Linked DNA regions of Homo sapiens: region 2 is linked to region 1. A link is a loop called in an ENCODE intact Hi-C map of the cell type or tissue named here. Cell type or tissue: endothelial cell of umbilical vein. All regions are shown on one strand. Links, peaks and the distances in the headings refer to the core of each region. The heading gives the core; the rest is flanking DNA.

Region 1 (12,693 bases), core at 2,705-10,704:
CAGCACCATTTATTAAATAGGGAATCTTTTCCCCATTACTTGTTTTTGTCAGGTTTGTCAAAGATCGGATGGTTGTAGATGTGTGATCTTATTTCTGAGTTCTCTAGCCTGTTCCATTGGTCTATGTGTCTGTTTTTGTACCAGTACTATGCTGTTTGGGTTATTGTAGCCTTGTAGTATGGTTTGAAGTTGGGTAGCGTGATGCCTCCAGCTTTTTGTTTTGTTTTGTTTTTTACTTAATGTGGGATATGATAAGGTTTCTCTTCAAATAATCTGTTCAATCTTTTATTCTTTAATTCATAGTACCCCCCCCACACACACACATTTTTCTCCTTTTTTCTCCTTTTTTCCTTTTTTCCTTTGTTAAATGCCCAGGCACGCCACAGTACCAAGCGTTATCAGTACCAGCTCACATTCCTTTCCTTATTTGGAAAGAGGACTAACTTTCTGGTTCACTATAGACACCCCTTCCCCTTTCCCTCCACTTGCTTTACGTGCCCACCCTATCTAAAAAAAAAAATCAAATGTTTAGCCAACCGGGATTAGTTTAAATTGTACGGCCCAACCCCGGCCAGTGGGGAAAGGGTACAGGGGCAGGACTTGCATTAGGAATAAAGGCTTTCATGCCCCTTTGTTCAGGTATGCTGTCATGGCAGCTGGCCAAGGAGGCACCCCTCTGCGCAGAAGTAAAATTGCTTTGCTAAGAATCCTTTGTTTGAGTGTTCAATTTGTTTAGGATTTTGAGCATTATTCCTAACACTTAGGATTGTCTTGGCTATATGGGCTCTTTTTGGGTTCCATATGAATTTTAAAATAGTTTTTTTCTAATGCTGTAAAGAATGTCAATGGTAGTTTGATGGGAGTAGCATTGAATCTATAAATTACTTTGGGCAGTATGGCCATGTTCACGATATTGATTCCTCCTATCCATGAGCATGGAATGTTTTTTCATTTGTTTGTGTCCTCTCTTACTTCCTTGAGCAGTGGTTTGTAGTTCTCCTTGAAGAAGTCCTTCACTTTGCTTGTTAGTGTATTCCTAGGTATTTTATTCTCTTTGTAGCAGTTGTGAATGGGAGTTCACTCATGATTTGGCTCTCTGCTTGTGTGTTGTTGGTACATAGGAATGCTTGTGATTTTTGTGCATTGATTTTTGTATCCTGAGACTTTCATGAAGTTGCTTATCAGCTTAAGAAGCTTTTGAGCTGAGACAGTGGGCTTTTCTAAATATAGGATCGTGTCGTCTGCAAACAAAGACAATTTGATTTCCTCTCTTCCTATTTGAATACCCTTTATTTCTTTCTCGTGCCTGATTCCCCTGGGCAGAACTTCCAATGCTGTGTTGAATAGGAGTGGTAAGAGAGGGCATCCTTGTCTTGTGCTGGTTTTCAAGGGGGATGCTTCCATGTTCTGCTTACTTTCTGGATGTTTGGAATAGTCTTGTGCTGCATAACGATGTTTCAGTTAGCCACCTACTGCATACACAACAGTAGTCCCATGAGACTATAATGAAGCTGAAAAATTCCTATTACTTAATGACATTGTAGCGTTCATAATGCCATTATAACATCGTAGCAAACTGCATTACTTGTGTGTTTGTGGTGATGCTCATGTAAAGAGTCCTACTCTGCTGCCACTCATATAAAAGCATAGCACAAACAATTACGTACAGTACATAATAATAAAAATTGTTAATGAACTATACTACTGGTTTATATATTTACTATATTATACATTTTATCATTATTTTAGAGTGTACTCCTACTTATGAAAAAGAAAGTTAACTTTCAACAGCCTCAGGCAGGTCCTTCAGGAGGTATCCAGAAGAAGGCGTTGTTATCATAGGAGATGCCAGCTCCATGTCTGTTATTGCCCTGATAAACTTTCAGTGACACAAGATGTGGAGGTGGAAGACAGTGATCCTGACCCTGTGCAGGCCTAAGCTAAGGTCTGTGTTTGTGTATTAAGTTTTTAGTTATTGTTTTTGTTTTTTGAGACAGAGTCTCACTCTGTCGCCCAGGCTGGAGTGCAGTGGAGCGATCTCTGCTCACTGCAACCTCTGCCTCTTGGGTTCAAGCGATTCTCCTGCCTCAGCCTCCTGAATAGCTGGGATTATAGGCGTGAGCCACCATGCCCAGCTAATATTTGTGTTTTTAGTAGAGACGGGGTTTCACCGTATTGACCAGACTGGTCTCGAACTCCTGACCTCTGGTGATCTGCCCATCTCAGCCTCCTAAAGTGCTGGGATTATAGACGTGAGCCACTGTGCCTGGCCTGTGTCTTAGTTTTTAACTAAATTTTAACTAAGAATTTTAAAAAGTTAAAAAAAATTAAAAGTAGAAAAATGCTTATAGAATAAGATCATAAGGAATTTTTGTGCAACTGTACAGTATGTTTGTGTTTTAACCTAAGTGTTACTACAGAAAAGTCAAAAGTTTCTAAAAAATTAAGTTTTTAAAGTAAAACAGTTACAGGAAGCTAAGGTTAATTTATTAGCGAGAAATTTCTTTCCATAAATTTAGTGTAGCCTAAACGTTGTGTTTATAAAGTCTACAGTAGCGTAATGTCCTAGATCTTCACGTTTACTCACTGCTTGCTTACTGACTCACCCAGAGCTACTTGTAGTGCTACAAGCTCTATTCATGGTAAGTGCCCTATATAGATGTACCATTTTATATCTTTTATCCCATATTTTTATTGTACCTTTTCTATGTTTAGATACGTTTAGACACAAATACTTAACCATTGTGTTACAGTTGCCTACAGTATTCTGTGTAGTCCCACGCGGTACAGGTTTGTAGCCTAGGAGCAACAGGCTATAGCGTATGGCCTAGATGTATAGTAGGCTGCACCATTTAGGTTTGTGTAAGTAAACTCTGTGATGTTCACACAACAAAATCACTAACAACACATTTCTCAGAGAGTGAGGACGTATCCTGTTGTTAAGCAATGGATGACTGTACTTTATAGGGTTTTATTATCTTCTCTTACCACACAGAAAATAATCAGTTTTCACATTTGTTAAAAAACAAAATTACTTAAACATATTTGAGGCTAATTTTTTCTCACTTTCTCGAAAAATCCCGGACCAGTGGCCCAGCTTGAGTGATGGTCCACTTTGGCAAGAAGGATAGGCTTATATATTTACTTGGGCCAGGTAACTACCCCTAGATCAATCCACTGAGAGGTGTGATCATGTAAGAACAGGGTAGCTTCCAGGGATGAGATAAGACTTGAATTTCTCAGGAGAAATGGGAGTAAAATGCTGGATAATCTTATAAGATCCTAGTTGACTAGAAATCTAATATGTAAATAATAAATTTATTACTATCACAAGATACACAGTTTTAGAATGAGTTTGCCTTATTTTTATTATAGAAAATTTTAAACATATATAACACTAGACAAAATAGTATATATACTCATGTATTCATTACCCAGTGTCAATACCTACCTTCAACCCTTAGCCCATCTTTGTTTCATTTATACCAGGGGTTGACAAACTTTCTGTAAAGGGCCAAATAGTAAATAATGTGGGCTTTGCAGGCCACACAGTTTCTGTTGTAGTCGTTGCTATCTTTTTTCTTCACCCATTCTGTGTCAGGAGTCTCCAGTACGATCTTCAGGTTCCATGGCAGACTCACAGGACACAGCCTATACTCGTACTTGCAGCTAAGCCATACTCACAGCCAAGTGAAATCAGCAAAGGGGAAAGGTTAGGGGCAGTCTGGAGGAAGCCAAGCAAAAATTTGCAGAATTCCTCTGCCAGTGAAATCACACAGGATGTCCTTAATTTATCCAGTATCGAATTGTGACAACACACATGAAATGTGTCTACCTGGGAAGCTCATTAGAGACTCAGTGTCCAAGGTTTTTACTGAGAGCTGGTCATGTAGGCATCCTCTGCCTAGCACATAACAAAATTCCATAATCCCAGAAGGAAAGAAGTGTTCAGCATAAACCACATTATTCACACAGTTTATGCACAATGAGCTACTCTTACCAGTTTTAAGGAATGGTGGGAAAGTCCTCAAAATCCAAATTTCCAGACACCAGTGAAGGGCCAACCTTGCAAGTAGACCTTTCTAAGGATAACAGTATCAGGCCTGATATGGCTCTTCCCCTTTAAAAATGTAAAAACGATTCTTGGCTCACAGGCTGTAGAGACAGACCGCAGACCTAAAGTATCCCATAGGCCTTAGTTTGCCAACCCTTGATCTATACCCTCACTTCTTGATCTTTAAAATGTGGCAGGAGATGGGGGGGGAATCCCAGTGTTTCATTGCAACCATCCTTACTTTGTTTGTTTGTTTGTTTGTTTGTTTAGAGGGGAAAAATGTAAAAACTAGAGCTTAAAATAACTCCTGAGCTATTTGATTGTGCACTTTGGAGCTTGAGGAGAAATAATTCGTTGGATGGCTGTTTTGTGTCCCAGTGTGAGCCTATATATAATTTTTATGAGCCCTGCAACAGATGCTGGATATCAGCAGATGGCTGGCACGTGCTCCTTTTTTAACAGTTTCAGAAGCAGAAAGATGACTTTATTAACTGATAGACAGCTAACTTTCATGGGTATTATTTATTAATACTGATTATTTGAACTTTACGGATTTTGCCCATGTAACTACTATATAATGATTAAAATCAGAACATTTAACAGAATTACAATACTATAATACAGTCCATATTCAAATTTTGTCAGTTGTCTCATTAATCCTCTTTATGAACATAGTTTTTTCTTAGTCTAAGATCCAAACCAGGATCACACATTATATTTACCTGTCATATCTCATTAGTCTCTTTTAATCTAGAGCAATTCCTAGGCCATTTGTGAGTGTTTCTTGACATGAACGGGGTTTAACTCTTGTTTTTTAAGATTGCCTTTGTTTTTTTCTCGGCAATATTTTATAAATTTCAGTGTAGGCATTTGCAAGTCTTGTTAAATGTATTTTAAAGTATGTTATATTGATGTTATTATTTGTGAAATTATTTTCCTAAATTCCACTTTCCAGTTGCTTGCTGCTAGAGAGTTGATTTTTGTATCTTGACCCAGATTCTGAGAGCTTGATTAACTCACTTATTCATGCTAGTAATTGTTTGTAGATTCCTTCGTGTTTCCTACATATCCAACCATATTATCTGTGACGAGAAATACATTTACTCTTCCTTTCCAAATTTCAAGCCTTTTAATTTTTCTTGCCTTGTTGCACTAGCTAGGACTTCCAATACAATGTTGAATAGAAGTAGTGGGAGCAGACATGTCTTTGCTTTGTTCCCAATCTTAGAGAGAAAATATTTAATATTTCACCATTAACGATGTTAGCTGTAGGTTTTTCATAGATGCCCTTTATTGGGTTGAGGAAGTTCCCTTTCATTCCTGGTTTTCTAAGAGTTTTCAATCAAACATGGGCATTGAATTTTGTTAAATGTTTTTTCTACAAATATAGACAATTACATGAGTTTTCTTTTTCACTTTCTTAATATAATGTATTACTTTGATCAGTTTTCAAATGTTAATCCAGACTTGCGTTCTTGGGATGAATTCCCAAGAGTGTATTGTCCTGATGTAGTATTAATTTGTTAAATTTTTTAAGTTTTCAGTAACACTATGTTGTCAGTAAGACTGGACTCCAAATTTCTTTGCTTATGTTGCCTTGTGTAGTTTTGGCGTCAGGATTGTATAATGTCACAAAATGTATTGGGAAATGTTCCCTTCTTTATTTTCTGAAAGTTTGTTTAAGAGTTTCTTCGGTGCTTGATAGCATTCACCGAAGGTATTATCTGGGCCTGGAGTTTTCTTAAGAAGATGTTAAATTATAAATTAATATTTTAAAGTAGATATGACTTCTCAATGTAGTTTTATTTTATATTGTTATTACTGAGGTTGGCATGTTCTTTTTTTAACTCAACTAATTCATAAATTCACAAGCATATTCTTATGTGCTTAAGAGTCATTTGTACTTCCATGGACTTTCTTTTGCCTTATCCTGTCTTTCTGCTAGGTTATTGGTCTTGTCTTACTGATTTAAGGAATAGCCTTTAATTAATGAGTATTTTTTCTTTTTTTATTACTTTGCTTTATGATAGTTTTTGCTATGTAGGCATTTTAATATTATTATTATTATTATTATTATTATTATTATTATTATTATTGAGATGGAGTTTCTCTTTTGTCGCCCAGGCTGGAGCATAATGATGCAATCTCAGCTCACTGTAACCTCCGCCTCCTGGGTTCAAGAGATTCTCCCGCCTCAGCCTCCTGAGTAGCTGGCATTACAGGCATGTGACGCCATGCCTGGCTAATTTTTGTATTATTAGTAGAGATGGGATTTCACCATGTTGGCCAGGCTGGTCTCAAACTCCAGACCTTAGGTGATCTGCCCACCTCAGCCTTCCAAAGTGCTGGGATTACAGGCGTGAGCCACCGCACCCGGCCACATTTTTATTTTTTATGTAATTGAATTTATCAATCTTTTTTTTTATGGCTTTTATATTAGACTAAGAAAGACATTATCCATCCCAAGAAATTTTTCTGTTTTCCTCCAGTAAATGTATGCTTTTGTTTTTAACACCTAGATATTCATCTGGAGTTAGATTTGATTTGTGTGAGGTACAAATCCATGCATACACATATCCCCCACACGTGTGTAAAACAAATGGCTACCCAGCTATCCTAATGCCATTTATTGAATAATCCATCCTTTGCCTGATGATATAATATGCTATCTTTATTTTACTAATTTCTTATTTGTGTTTGAGTCTGTCTCTGAATTTTCTCTGCTCTTCCACTGATCTGCCTTTCATTCAATAGCATCATACCTGTTTTAATTATTATAGCTTGCTAGTATGTTTTAATATTTAGGAAAAAGTTTACAATTCTTTGCTCAGCCTCCATTATCCTCCTTTCTCAAACTATGTTTAACAGCCTCATTAATTTTTAGAAATATTAGTCAGATACCTGTTTGAATATACATTTCCTCCTCCCTTTCTCCAGCAGGGGGCGAGATGGTGGCTGAAAGTCTCAGATATGTGACCAGGACCTCAGGTAGCCTTAGGGCATCTTTGTGCAAGCAAGAAAAACACTGCCTCTTCTAGACAGATAATCAGGGAAAAGTACCTTTTTCGGAAAGATGCAGCCTTGTACCTTAGTACACAGTGGCTACAGCCAATTTTAGTTCCTGTTCACACCTTCTGGCAGTGCTGAAAATAAACCACTTTACAAGGAAAACTCATATGCAACAATCCTGAATTATACTGCACCCTGCAAATAATGTAATCAGAGCAAGCATACAGGAAAACCAGATGCATATTCCCTCCCTTCCCTCCTTCTCCCCATCTGAGCTGCTAGCCCCAGAACTGACTAGTTTACATCATTCAGTAATGGGCTTCCTTAAGTGGATGTACAAGTAGCTGTTTACACTAACCCCCTGCCTTCAGAGATACTTAGTCAAATTGAAGTGAGAATAAATAAACCTCTCTAAAGTTCAATTGACCCCCTATCAATTAGAGTGATACTGTGGATCACATCAAAATAAAGGTCAAATAATAATCACTTGTATCTATGTAAGAGTGCATTGTCATCTCATTTTTATCATCCTCATATAAGACCTGCAAGATTCCAAGGGCAGATATGTTTGCTCCTCTTTTGTAGAAGAAAGTAAATCAAAGAGGAAACACTTCCAAAATCAAACAGTTAATGAATGACAGAAGACCTTGATCCATAATTTTTTGAAGTTTGGGGTTCTTCTCTAAGCCTGAAGGAGCACTTATTTCCCATTATCACTCAATTTTATAAAAACATTGTTTGTCAGCTCCACAGACCTCCAAGCAGGTTAAATTTAAATTATCACAGAATTATACTGGTATGTTTCATCCTCCTGAAAGTACACTGATATTTCTGGCATGTTCATACCGCCTTCCCCAGTGGTGCCAAAACACTTTACTTCCTATTCAGAAACATTTGTGTAGCAAAGAGAAAAATAAGGATAAATGCAAATGTTGCCGAGTATTTGTTTTTACTTGTTTGTAGAAGTCTATAAAGCCTCTGGACTTTTAGAAGATTGTAAGAAAGATAATGATTTTGAGGGTAAGATTGTATTCTGATACAGTGCAATGATAAATTAAGTTTGTTGTATTTATAATTCTTATGTTTTAAGGATTTGACTTATAATTTTTTTTTCTTTTTAGGGTGCTCTTTCCCCACCTAAGAAACAAAGTTAGCTTTCAACTCTGGACAGAATTTAGGTTTGAAACCAAGGAGGGGAATTGTTGAGGCTGATCTTGGTGCACATGTTTGTTGGGTTTGGGAGTCACTGGGAGAGGAGTTTTTAATGCCTCTAAAAATCATTCTTCTCTCTGTATTTTCATTTCTAAGTATTACCTTTCTTTGCAAATAGTAATTGTTTGGGCTCTACTTGCAGATCTTTTTGGCCAAGTATTCTGCAGTGATTCACATAAGTTCCCTGAACATTTATTTGGAAGGCAGCATCTGAGAGCATACTTTTTTTTTTTCTTAATGACCTCTATATCTTATTACTGCAAGGCAGCACAGATTCTTTTTAATTTGTTTTGATATCTGAATCTTTGGCAGTCATAAATTTGATTTTGACTGCAGGCATTTTTTACTTTGGACAAAATGTATTTCTGGAGAACCACCAACTAAGGTGTACTTTTTGAGGGTAATGGTTATATCTTATTTGATTTTATATTCCCAGAACTTAGCTGTGCTTGGAACATAGCTGAGCCTCAATAAATATTTGTTGAATGAATGATGGAATGAAGTCTATGAGCAAATTAATGCCATTTAAAATCCTGACTGTGTATACATTGTCTTTCTCTGTTCATACATTGTTTGAACTTATTTAATGAGCAAATAAGGATAAATTTTTAGGTGGTTTCAAATTAATTACATAGATGAACTTAGAGTATCATATTTGTTGAATGAACAATGGACTGAAGTCTATAAGCAAATTAATACCATTTAAAATCCTGACTGTGTATACATTGTCTTTCTCTGTTCATATGTTATATGAACTTATTTAATGAGCAAATAAGGATAAATTTTTAGGCGGTTTCAAATTAATTACATGGTTGAACTTAGAATATCAGTCCAGAGAAGTCATGTGGTTAGCAGTAAGCACTAGATTGGAATTGGAAGACTCCGTATAGTTATGCCAAAATGAATATAGTCTGATTCTTGTCAGATTCTTTAGCATTGCTGACCTCAGTTTTCTTATCTTTAAAATAAACATATAAAGTTGTGTAGGAATCACTCACCTCATACATGTAGAAGTGCTCTGGAAAAGTTGAAGCACTTTAGATACAAAGGGACACTGCTCTGTAGATAGCCATCTCTGAAGCCCTGAGCCTCACTTTGGGAAGATTTAGGGACTCTGCAGCCATAAAATTCAGCATATTTTCTACTGTGAGAAAAGATTCATGAACCTAGTGGTAACCACATTTCGGGCTTCATCTTCTTTTTTTTTTTGAGACGAAATCTCGCTCTGTCACCCAGGCTGGAGTGCAGTGGGGCGATCTCTGCTCACTGCAAGCTCCGCCTCCCGGGTTCAGGCCATTCTTCTGCCTCAGCCTCCCGAGTAGCTGTGACTACAGGCACGTGCCACCACACCCAGCTAATTTTTTTGTATTTTTAGTAGAGACGGGGTTTCACCATGTTAACCAGGATGGTCTGGATCTCCTGACCTCGTGATCTGCCCACCTCGGCCTCCCAAAGTGCTGGGATTACAGGCGTGAGCCACCACGCCCAGCATGGGCTTCATCTTCTTTGCTGCTTCTCCTGTAGTTCAATAACATTTTCCTTGTTATTTCTCTACCTGTAGCTAGGAACTGGGCCAGCAGCCAGTAGATACGTAGAGCATGAAAAAGCACATGGTGCCACTTTGGCAGCCTTCACTTAGATTCCTGTCCTAGAAAGATTGCTGTTTAACTCCTTTACTCAGGCTAGGAGTTGGGGCAGTCATGTATTTACTATATCTAGCAATCCTTGGGGGAGGTGGAGAAAGATACCTACTTCACCACGTTACGGATGGTTCAGCTAAGGAAAGTCTGGGTCTTAAAAGTCAGAGAAGGAGGCCTTTGAGAATGTCTTTTCAATTCTGTGAAAATAAAGGGACTGCTGCATATCTGGATATGTGTGCTCTTTCAAATTATCATGCCTCACTGTTATTCTTCATGATTAACTTCTAATATCCCATCATGCTTGGTTCATTTTTTTGTCTACTCCACCAAGACCTATTGTTTCTCCTTCCACTTTCTTATATCTTCCCCTCCTCTGTCCTATGAGATACTATCTTAGGTGAAGCTTTATTTTCTAGCATCTGTATTCAAATTTCGAATACACCACCTTCATAGGAGGAAAAAACCATTAACGAATTTCAAATCAAAATCTTGCTTTCATTTTAGTGAACTAATCATTCATTTAAAATAAGGTGTTCTGCCTTAAATTTATTAATGTCATAGGTCTACCTGAAGTCATTTTCCTTGTTTTCGTAACAGAGCCAGGCTTCTTTTTCAATTAAGACAGTCAACATTCCTTGTGTTTTACGAGTTATATTAATGGCTTCTTGGATTTGCAATTCCCAGTTGTAAAACAGAGATGTGAACATCATCATCCACTTAGTTTATAGCTCTGTGAGACATCTGTCCAAACTTTCTTTATTGAGGTGATAAAGAAAAATCCAGTATCATTTACTGGCTTAGAAGTTAGTAAAGAACGCTCCCACCACCCCAAGGCTCAGTCCTGTTCTTGATGTCACATATTTTGAGAATAGCCCAGACTGTTTATATAATTTGATTCCAGCCTACTTTTCCAGCCAGATATCACTAATCTCTAATGTAAATCCTACATTTATGGAATTATCTTTTCTGGATCATTCAGTGTTGCCCAACAAATAATTAATTGTATTTCCTTTGTAAACTGGGCACTGCTCTTGCTGTGAGGAATCATTCCCTTACTTCTAAAAGTCTGCCAAATCTTAAGTGCCCAGACCCTGTGATGCCATTTCAGATCACTTCAGCCAGCAAACAGCCTTAGTTTGTATCACTCAGGTTACATTGCACACTGGTAGCACTTAGTTTGTATTACTCAGGTTACATTGGTCATATGTGGCCTAGATTTGTGTCATTATCAAATGGCGAGCTTATCAGCATTTTAAGGAAACCTTGTCTAATAAAAACTCATAATTAGCAAAGGTCCTTAAAAAGACAATAAATGTTCAGTAATTGCCTATTACACAAATAAATAGCTACAACTCTTCTTTCTTGAAATCTTGTTGCTGCCTTAAGCCGCAAGGTTAGAATAATTTTCTCAAGTTCTTCCCATAGAAGTACTCTGAAGTTCATATCTGAGCTCCCCTCACGGTCTAGTTGCTCCACATACCGCTCATACTTCCTTCTCTAAGCGTACTTCCTCCGTTGTTTTTTCCATTATTTTTTAGTTTCCTAGGGCTGCTGTAACAAAGTACCATAAACTGGGTGGCTTAAAACAGCAGAATTTATTCTTTCATAGTTCTGGCTAGAAGTCTGGAATCAGAGATGTCAGTAGAGCCATCCTTTCCCTGAAGGCTGTACAGGAGAGTCTGTTCCATGTCTTCCTCTTAGTTTCTGGTGTTGCTAGCAATCCTTGGCGTTTCTTGGCTTATAGATGCACCCACTCCAGTCTGTGCCTTTGCCATCACATGGCACTCTCCCTCTGTGTGCACATGTGTGTGCCTCTTCTCTTCCTCTAAGGATGTCAATTGTATTGGATTAAGCCCCCTACACCCCCTCCAAAGACCTCATCTTAACTTGATTACATCTGCAAAAGACCGTATTTCCAAATAAGATCACATTCACAGGTTCTGGAGGTTAGAACTTCAACCTATATTTTTGGGAGACACAATTCAATTTGTAAGTCTCTCTCTCTTTTTTTTTAAAAATGAAATTCAGATAAATTTAACCACTTTAATTCAGTAAATTAACCATAAAATGAACAACTCAGTGTCATTAAGTATATTCACAATGTTATGCAATAACTATCTCTGTTTCTAAAGTATTTTTATTACCCCAAAAGGAAAGCTCATATTCATTAAGCAGTTATTCTTCATTACCTGCTTCTCCGGCTGCTGGCAACCTAGTCTACTTTTTGTTTCTATGAATTTCCCTATTCTGGATATTTTATGTAAATGGAATCATACAATATAGACCTTTGTGTCTGGCTTCTTTCACTTAGCATGTTTTCAAGGTTCATTCACATTTTAACATGTATCAGTACTTTATTTCTTTTTACAGTGGAATAATATTCCTTTGTATGTATATACTACATTTTATTTATTCACTCATCTGTTGATGGATGCTTGGGTTGTTTCTATCTTTGGGCTATTGTGTATAGTGCTGCTACGAACATGCATGTACATGTACTTGAGAACCTATTTTTAGTTCTTTTGGGTATCTACCTAGGAATAGAATTTTTGGGTCCTACAGTAATTCTGTCTTTAGCTGTTTTAGGAACTGCCAAACTATTTTCCATAGTGGCCAGCTGCACCATTTTACTTTTGCTCCAGCAGTGTACAAGTCTTTCCACATTCTCAACCAATACTTTTCCATTTTTCTAGTCATAGCTCTCCTAATTGGTATGGAGTAATATCTCACTGTGGTTTTCATTTGCATTTTCCTAATGACTAATGATGTTGAGTACCT
Region 2 (10,346 bases), core at 2,347-10,346, 58 kb after region 1:
AAAGCTTAGGCTCTTCATTTGTGACCTTGGCCCATACCTGCCCACCTGTTCTACACATTCAAGCATTCCCTTTCCGTCTTATAGCATCTCTGTTGATTTCTTCTTCTAAGTCTACAGTCTTATTCAAGACCTTATTCAACACTTTTTAACAGCAAAAAATCCTTTACCCTGCCATCAGTCAAGCTGTCATGCTATGTCTCCTTCCTTATGTCTCCAAACTTCTTGAAAGGGTATCTACACTTACTGGCTCATTGTTCATTCATTAGAGGCTGAGAATTTGGCTTATAGCTTTACCACTCTGCTGCACAACATGGTCATCAACTACAGTGATCTTTTTTTTTTTTTTTCCTTTTAAATGCTCTGCTCCATTTGGTACCACTGACCACCCCTTATAAGCTTGCTGTCTGCAGCAGACTTACTGTCTGTTCCAGCACTGCTTTCGCAAGCTCTCAAGTGTTCGGTGTATACTGTGTACAAGGCACTATACAAGTGCTATGGAGTTTACAAGGATGAATAAACTATAGATTTTACCCTCAAATAACTTAGATTCTAGTGAGGCTGGCACATCCACACCCGTCAATACACAGCTGAAAGGTGTCGTTAGACAAACAGTTAATGTATGTGGGAGTTCACAGGAAGATCACTTTAAGCCCAGTGATGGGAAAAACTCTAATGAAGGGAATTAATTGCCTGCTTTGTGCATTAATTAGTCACATATGAGTGCCTCAAGCTGCCCTGGGGTCCTCTTTCCACAGAGGCTTGTGTGATGTGTTCATGAGAAAATACTTTAAATTAAGCTAAAATGAACAATTCAGATTAAACTTGTTTTGGCCCACATCCCATACTTACCTTGGCCATAAAAAGGAAAAAAAAGCAAGGCGGTGGAAAGAAGAAAAGAAAGAAAAATGATAAGGTATTATCCTCCCCTCAGTGCTGTGTTGCCTTGGCACCCAGCCTTGCATCCTGTTTTCCGACCTTCTCGTTGGCTGTGGAATCAGGTAGGTGTGTGAGAAGATTGGTTTAGATTCTACAAGAAGTAGTCAGAGGCCTTGAAAATAAGTTGATTATACCACAGTGGCTCACACCTGTAATCCCAGTACTTTGGGAGGCCGGGCCAGAGGATCACTTGAGGTCAGGAGCTCGAGACCAGCCCGGCTAACATAGCAAAACTCTGTCTCTACTAAAAAATACAAAAATTAGCTGGGTGTGGTGGTTGGCACCTGTAATCCCAGCTATTCAGGAGGCTGAGGCAGGAGAATCGATTGAACCTGGGAGGCAGAGGTTGCAGTGAGCCAAGATTGAGCCAATGCACTCCAGCCTGGGCAACAGAGCGAGACCAAAAAAGTTGATTAAAACCTTTTTTCACACTGAAAACAATTAGTTTTGCCATTCTTTGTTGTCTTTACTTTTGTGCATCTTCCCTGAAAATATACTGCAGCATTCTACTTTTTTCTTTTTGCTGCAGGTATCTGATGAGCTTTGGGAAACTCTCTTATTTTAACCACTGAGGAAAGGAAAAGCAGCTGCTGTGGTGGAACAGAGAACTTAGAATTAGGTATGAAAAACATTTCTAGAAGCTCATTGTGTCACTTAGGCCCCCCAGGAAGCAGATCAGCATCAGAGTCAGAGGTAACAGTGAAAGCAGTTTTGGGGGGATAAAGCCTGTGAAAAATGAAAGGAGGTGGAATTGGGATTGGGTGAGGAAAGCCTTCAGGTGGAGGTCCTACATCTGCAAAAGGAAAGGAGGGAGGAAGCACCACCGCCTAGCCTCTATTGCTTGAGGGGGGAGATTTTCAACACCCATCATCCCTATTGCCAACAACACCAAGCATAACCTCCTTTTCTATTGTGAGTTCTAGTCTGCTACCAAACCTGGTGACACAGGTGCCTGCTCACCAGTGCCCTTCCCCAGTGCATTCCCAATGGCCTCGATGAGCGGCGTGCCACCTGGCCCTCGAGGGAACATAGTTCTCTGCTGGGTCTTCTGGCTTCCTGTGATATATGTATCCACTCCAGGAGGCTACCCTGAGACTTGTAATCCTTTTCTCCTGGATCTGCCAGGTCAATTCGGGTATTTCAGTGGTTCTCAGTTCAGGCTATCCCTTTCTCCAGGCTTTTTTTATGAGCCATTGTTGCAGCAAGTCTGCAACACCCCCTGGAGTGTTAAACCCCTTAAGCATTTTATGGATTCTGAATTAATTATTTAGAACTAATTGGTGAGATTGGCCCTAGACTTTAAACTCCATGAAGACAGGCACTCTGTGTGTCTTGTTCATGGTTGTGGCCCAACACACAGAACAGGCATTACCATGAGGAGGGGGCTTATAAACATTTATTGAATGAATTATTTTTTATTAGGTTAAAAGGAAAGTCCTCCAACTGAGGTATAATTCCCAGCAGAAATTCTGAGATGCTAGAAGCCGTATGTCCTAAGCTGAGGTAGTTTAATGCCAAAGAAAGCCTCTTTGGATTTCTACGAAGTGTAGTGTAAGCCAAAATTGACACCAGGAGGAAGGTTTGTGGGGAAAAAATAGGGGGGTGAGCATGGTGTATCATATCAGAATTCTCTTCTACATATGTATATCACACCTGCCTCAAAGCAGGGAGTTAGGAAGTGATGAAGCTGTAACACAAATCTTATCATTTATAGACCAATAATAAAAGCCAATGTTTATTGACCATCTATAGCCAAGTGCCATATTAAATTTTTGTATGCATGATCTTATTTAACCCACAAGAATATGCCCATTATTACAGCTCTTTCTATATACAAGATAACAAAGACTTAGAGAAGTGATTAAATGCCAGGGTTTCCCTCTGTGAATTGGAGAGCCAGGGTCAAACCCATATCTGACTCCTAAAGTGCAGTCCCAAACTCGGAAGATCACTGTCTCAGTTTAGGTTCCCCCTAAAGCAAGACAGGAGACAGAAATTGAGTGCCGGTGCATTAGTTGGAGGTGATCTTACTAAAGCAGGTGAGGGAAGGAGAAATTGAGACAGGGTAGAAAGGAGAGCCAACAAAGGGTGCATAATTGAGTGGATTGTGGAAACCAGCTCATTCTTGCTGTGGACCCTCTGAGAGACTCTGAAGAGCACACCTCAGCAGTTCCTCTGAAAGGCAAGGAAGCAGCTAAGTATTTGCCCATTCAGTCTATTCCCTCATGGGTTGGGAGCACTATAGCCTACTCCTAGTGCAGCGCCATCACACTCCCATGACCAGGAAACACCCTTGGGCAGAGACCAGGAAGAACTTAGATTCTAGTGAGGCTGGCACATTCGCACCTGTCAACACACAGTTGAAAGGTGTCGTTAGAGAAACACCATCCACTGGTGGAGAACTGTCTGCAGATGACCAGGAGTAAGCCCAGGGCAGTGGTTCTCAACCAAGAGTGATTTTGTTTCCAGGGGACGTTTGGTAATGCCAATGTATTTTTGATTAGGCTGCTATTAGCATCTGACATTTGATAATGTCAAGGTATTTTGAGGGGCTGCTATTAGCATCTCGTTCGTAGAGGTCAAGGATGCTGCTAAACATCTTACAGTGCACAGGACAGTCCCTCACAACAAGGAGCTATCTGGTCCAAGATGTTAGTAGTGCCGACGTTAGAAACCCTGGCCTAGGGTTTACAGATGGAGCATTCACAGGACTTTTTCAGGGAATGTAGATGAGACCCAACAATGATATTTGTAGCAAATAGCTCATTCACAAATGATATTTCAGGCTAGAAGAATAATAGTAGCTGTTTCTTGTCTAACTCTGAATATAAATATAAAATATGCAATGATGCAGAGTAGGCCATTATTCTTCCTAAGTAAGATCCATTAGGGAAAAGAGTAAATGGTGATTTGTATGGTTTTGCTGTCTGGTTGTAACTGGAGTAGGACTTTTGAGTTCCAAAATGTAGATGCTGTGAAGTGACCTTGCGTGAGTCAGTGGAAGGTGATTCTGCTGGCACCCTGCGCATAGGTGAGAAAGAGATGAAGTGGAAAAAGGTCTCAGAGAGCTTTGACTTTAGTGAGTCATCAAAGCAGAAAATGTGGTGTGGTTGTATTTTCATGAGCTTTTCGAATTCTGAAAATGATCAATTTTTAAAATTTTGCTTTAGGAAATGGTTGGAAAGGAGCGCTTTTCAACAAAGCAAAATTTCCTTTTATTCTAAATAACAGCCTCTTAGCTTGAAAATAACCTCTTATTCCCCATTGATTTGGCCTTTTTGCTGATACTGCATACTGCTTTGAGGATGTTATTACCTGTGTGGTAACAGGGAAATCCAAACAAACGATGGTGGCAACGCTGCTGAGGTTGTGGCAGTAACCACTAGGATCTTTGTTTAAAACAAAATCATTGCTTGAGCTGTGTGATTATTATGTACAAAAGAGAGTCCAGATCTGAGCTGGACATATTCAGAAAACAAGAAGTTTATTCTTGTAAAAAGCACCTGAAAATAAATTTCATCATGGATTTTAAATGCTGGATCAAGGACTATGATGAAGATGTATAAAAGGGGTATTATATCCTCTGATGCCCTCAGTGGTAGAATTGTTTGGTTTTTTGGCTTTTATTTCCCATGATGCTTCATCTCTGCAGAGTTCAAACTTCTAATCCTTAAAACACCCTCCAAAGTGAATATGCATATGATAGTAGGTAGAATAGACCATTAATGCCCATTACAAATGTCCTCCATTGATAGCATGCTGGGCCACTGCTGGGTATGAGTGTTTCCCAGGCTCTGGCTCATTAGTTCCCATCTTTTTTTTTTTTTTTTTTTTTTTTGAGACAGAGTCTCACTCTGTTACCCAGGCTGGATTCTCCTGCCTCAGCCTCCTGAGTGGCTGGGATTACAGGTACGCACCACCACGCCTGGTTAATTTTTGTATTTTCACTAGAGACGAGGTTTCACCACGTTGGTGAGGCTGGTCTCAAACTCCTGACCTCAAGTGATCCACCCGCCTTGGCCTCCCAAAGTGCTGGGATTACAGGTGTGAGCCACCACACTGGGCTTTGCCCCAACCTTGATCACAAAAATAATAGTCATATGGAGACCAGGAAGGTAGAGAAAAAGAGAGTGCTAGGTAAATGGTGGAGATTGCAACTTAAGATAAGGTGGTTAGGGAAGGCCTTCCTGAGAAAATGACATTTGAACAAAAACCCACATGGGTGAGATTGAAAACCGTGGAATCACCTGGAGAAAATGCATGTTGAGCAAAGGAAATAGCATAAAGGCCTTGAGATGAAAGGCTGAATGCCTGAGGAATAGCAAGGAGGCCAGTATGGCTGGAGCAGAATGTGTAAGGTGGAAAGAAGTGGGAAATGAAGTCGGAGAGAAGGGGTAGAGGAGGAATGAATTGTGTAAGCCTTCTTAGCCCATCAGTAAAGACATTGGCTTTTACTCTAAGATGAGAACTTACTCAAGAGCTTTGAGCATGGGTGGCATGATCTGACTTAACATTTTTAGAGGATTACTCTACTGTAGCTGCAACATGGAGAATAAGCTAGGAGGGCAAAGATAGGAAACCGGAAGGTCAATTAGGATGCTCCTGCAATAAACCAGGAGAGAAATGATTGACTTGGACAAGGGTAGTAACCGTGAATGTGAGGAGAAGGTATCAGACTGATATATTTTGAAGGTCAAGCCAGCAGTACTTGCCGGCCAGTTGATTTGCTGATGGGCCAAAATTTTTGGCCTGAACAACAAGAATATGTATTTGCCATTTACTGAGGTAGAAAAGCCTAGGAGAGAAGCAGTTTGCAAATGGAGATCAGGGGTTTGTTTGGGGACATGTTACATTTGGTTTAGGGTATTTTAAAGACTCCTATTGGATATCCACATGGAGATTTTAATGGGCACTGGATATATGAATTTGGAGGTAAGGGATGATGTACAGGCTGCAGATATAACTATAAAAATCATCAGTTTACACATGGCATTTAAATTCCTGAGACTGCATTAAAGCAGCATGCATTTCTGGTTTTAGTGGGGACAATCTGAGCCATGAAATAGAGCTGTGTCTGTTGGTGTACGGCGAGATCTCCCTGTGAATCAAGCAGACCTCAGAAGCCCTGCTCCACCATCTGTGAAAACATTGCCAGTAACCCCTGGAGAAGTATCCAGAAGAACTGCTCATATTAAACGAACTAGGTGTGACCAAAACTGCATATATGGCTCCGGTGAATTTCCAAGGCATACAATACAAGATCAAAGAGGAAATAGTTCTGGAATTATGCAAGGGACCAAGAATTCATGAGTCAGGAGTGTGTTAAAAAAAGCATTGTAGGGATATAGAAAATCATCCAGAATGAGCGGTACAATTAAGAAGAGAGAGAAAATATGATCACAGGACCTCAACAGACCTTTGTTGATTTTCTCAGAAGATAGGAAAAAAGAAACTGAAGGAAAGCTGCCGCCAACTTTTCCCCCTCCATTGTGCCTAGATGGGGGGAGAAGGGGATGTAAACAGCAGGGCAGGGTTCAGGTAGGGTGACTAGCCCTCACTGGTTCCCAGGGACTGAGGGGTTTTCTGGGACACAGGACTTTCAGTGCTGAAATCAGGGCAGTCCTGAGCAAACCAAGATAGTTGGCCACCCTGGCTTCAGGCCAGAAGGAAGGCTTCCTGGAACTGAACAATTTGGCAGTGGAATAGAAAACAACTTATTTACTATTTAATTTGAGTCTGATAGATGAAATTAAAATCTGTAAGTGATGATTTCCCACCCTGAGTGCTCACATGCTTAACCCTTTAATTTCTGGAGGGATTTCAGAATCCCTCTTAGCAAGCAGTGATTTCTGATAGGACCATTCAATGTAGCCCCATGGTTTGGAGGGGAAATGTTAAGATCAAAAGGAGTGGATATGACACACAGAGGGATATCATAATAACTCAGGACAGGCTGCTGGGGTCTTTTGAGGCTAAAGGACCATCTCTGCAGACAGGCAGGGCCCAGTCTTGGAGGTCTCTATTAAGAACCTTATGGGCATGTTTTTTGTGGCCACATGGTGGGAAACTGAAGTGCCAGGGCCTCCCCCATTTACATGCTGCCATTGTGAGCAGTCTGTGCTCCTTAACATATGCTGATCCTGCTCTCTGCTGAGACCCTGTGTGAGCTCTTGTCTCTGCCTGGAATTTACTTTTGGTCCAACCAATGCACACACACACACACACACACACACACACACACACACACACACACTCCAGAGCTCAGCCGAGACATCATTTGCGGTGCTTTTCCTATGGTCACCTAAGCTCGCTCTTGAATTTTAGGAGCCCCCATCACGATGTGGTATCATTGCCTCTGCTGGTCTGTCTTCCCCCAATCAGTTAGGGCAGCAGTTAGGTTATATCTTGTAATATAACCTACTGCCAGGTACAGGGTAAATGTGTAATAATCATTTGAATGACAGGGAGGAAATCCTCCTCTTGTTAGGTATTCTTTGCTACATATATAATCACTTTTTCCCAACAACTGCTAGTTCCTGGGTGTGAGTCAAATCCACAACATATTATGTTAGATAGAGGATATTCTGTAACAGTGAGCAAGGAACTAAGAAAAAGATAGGTACTGAGCACAATTGCTGAATATGACAGGTTCTGGTCTGGTCTATCTTTTCTTTCTTTTTTTTTTTTTTTTTTTTTAGAGACAGAGTCTCTCTCTGTTGCCCAGGTTGGAGTGCAGTGGCACAATCATGGTTCACTACAGCCTTGAACTTCCGGGCTCAAATGATTCTCCCACCTTGGCCTCCCAAAGTACTGGGATCACAGGCATGTAGCACTGCACCCAGCTATCCTTTTTTTTTTCTTTTTTTTAAGCAATAATTTTAATTGTTCCTTCCCTTCACCTCCCAGTTTCTGTCCTTACACGCTCACATCCTCTAGAGCTTGGCTATAAAAGTTAACGAGGTAGCAGTTGCAAGCATTAGCAAGATGCTTTCGGCAGTTTGCCAAAAGCCAGGGAGCCCATCTTGAAAAGAACGTAGTCACCCCCTGCCGTCATGCCCTGACTGCCCAGCATTCTGCGTGAGTGGCAAAGCCCAACTCAGGAACACAAAGCAAAAGACAGCACAGCACACACATGAACTTTTGCCACTTTTGTATTTTATTGTGGAACTGAGTTTTTTTTTTTCCTTTACATCAAATATCCTCAATGGAAGAGGGGATATTGCACACAAATATCATAAAAGCACTACATATTACTTTCACTGGAAACTAATTTTCTACATTAGATATGACTGGATAGGATAGAAGTGATGCAGGATTATAAGACATAATACCATACACAGCTGCAGACTGACACAAACACCATTCAGAACAAGAGAGAGGAGTGTGAAGTGCTTCTCAGCTGGGCTCAAGACCACTTCTTTCCAGTGCTGGAAAGAGGGGCTGCATGCAGTGTAGGAAAAGCGTGTCTCTGAACTGCCACAGGGTGTTCTCGAAAGGGCAGCCCGGTCTTGATGCCACTTCTCCATGGCTCCTGTTTTGGGGAGCTCCAAACAAGTGCAGAGAAGCTGCCTATTTTTTCCCTTCCTTTTCAGTTTTTGATGCTGCCTTTAAAAATCAACTTCATGAAGTCACAGATTTTTTAACAGTAAATAGTTTTAATACCAGGTGAATAACCTAATTGCTTTCAAAGAAATGCTCATCCCTAGGCTGCTTTTGGTGTATTGTTCAGTTGGTTAAAAGATAAAAGCTTACAGTTCCTTTCAAATGGAAACAGGATCTTTTCTTCTAAATCTGAAGCACAAAAAAAAAAAGTTATTATCCTAACTCACAATATCATTACTGAGCAGGAACCTCCTGTGACAGGTGACTAAAGAGAGGCAAGAAAAGCAAATTCAGAATTGTAGAGCAGCTCCTAAGAGCTGAAATTTGGTAACAGAGGGAAAATGAAAGGTGGTAAGATTTCCATTAGCAAATGATTAAATCTTAATTAAATGAGTATTGGAAAGCTCCTAGACTGCATAAGCTATTGGAGACACTTAAAACATTCATATACACTGGGGAAACCATTCACTATGATATGTAACGTTAAGAAAAAAAATTTTTTTGAACTCCATGGAAAATGGTGTTTAAAGAGGGGAGGAGGGGAAGTTAGTCATTGTATCCAGTCCCACCACAAGACTGAGAAAGCATGCACAGGGCTCAGGGTTTTGAGAAAGGGGACAGAATTGGTTAAAATTGAAAATGGAGGATCATCGCTAACATTTAGTCTCTGTAGAATTTTGTTTAAGAATACTACCAAAAAGGTCATGATCATGAGTGCTATCTCGATAGAATCCCATCATTTAAACAGAGTGTAAATTCCTTCCACTCAAATATTCAATCTATACAATTGGATTAAGTAATCAGTATGAACAAAGCTCCTAGAAGTCTGTGTCGATCTTTAGCTCTCACCATGAATGTACATGGTACATTGTGATGGCTGTTACTAAACTAATCGTGTATTTATGGAACTAGCAAAATTAGGTTAGTCACACAGGCAGGAAAGGTGTCTGGAAGGACAGGAGCAACCTGTAATGCGAATATTGGTTTTCTTGGTATACTCAGGCTCTGTGGTCATATTGAGAACAACGGATGGAGAAAGGTACTGATAGATTTCATAGGAAAAAGAGCCAGCTGACTAGTGACAGTTTTTACATATTTTTCCCATTAAATCCCATAGCAAAAAAAAAAAAAAAAAAAAAGAGAGAGAGAGAGAGAAAGTGAGGAGGGTGGAGTGGTTATAACTGAAGACTGGCTATAATTCTCCTACAATGTTTATAGTTTTTAAAGCAAAATAATGTTCAGGTTAAATACATTTAATTGTGAAATTGGAAAATAACTTGCATCTTCTGTCAAAGAAAAATCAACCAGAGGTCTGGATTTGGCAAGAAGGCTAAAAATCTGGTTTTCTTCCCACGCATTATGTAGACCAATTCAACTTAAGAGCTAACCATTAAATAATTATCTTGAGTATCTTAGGTTGTGTTATAAAATAAATTTGAAGTAGATGAGTTTATACTCAATGAAATTCATTGGCGTCACAATGACTTTTCCATCATGTGTTAATTTCTTGTACCCTTAATATGTTATTTTCCAAGGACTTGAAAGAAATGGGGTAATAAATAAAAGCTGCATTTCTAGAGAAGCCTAACAAAAATAGAATATTAATTTTCTTTAAAAAATTAAACATTTGAAAAATGTAATTCACAGCATTAAGTAGACTGCATAGGTCCTCAGTGAAAGGACCCTGAAGAAGCATTTTTTTAAACCCTCATCATAGTTAGCAGTGCAAAACATAGACTTATCAGACAAAAATCAACTAAAATGTTAATTTTGAAATAAATAACTAACATAGAAAATAAAATGAGGTC

What was found. Peaks named below come from ENCODE experiments on the same cell type or tissue, not always from the same donor. Only the 100,000 strongest peaks of a DNase experiment are listed, where the experiment ranks them.
Region 2: a loop joins it to region 1, with 4 times the contacts of the local background. A loop is called at or near these places in 4 of 110 quality-filtered maps.

The regions. Positions count from the first base shown.
Region 1 is chr5:72,263,651-72,276,343 of GRCh38, reverse strand. All of the region lies in intron 4 of MRPS27 (mitochondrial ribosomal protein S27), which reads left to right. Among named protein-coding and RNA genes, the nearest start is that of MRPS27, 50 kb to the left of the region's middle. In endothelial cell of umbilical vein, for the core only: a CTCF peak has its summit at 6,983 (motif pointing right); a DNase peak (open chromatin) is centred at 7,023.
Region 2 is chr5:72,207,294-72,217,639 of GRCh38, reverse strand. It overlaps MAP1B (microtubule associated protein 1B), which reads right to left. Exons shown (of 7, transcript NM_005909.5): 7 at 8,075-10,346. Among named protein-coding and RNA genes, the nearest start is that of MIR4803, 43 kb to the right of the region's middle. In endothelial cell of umbilical vein, for the core only: no CTCF peak of the experiment used is centred there; DNase peaks (open chromatin) are centred at 6,219 and 6,359; H3K27ac peaks cover 2,299 bases.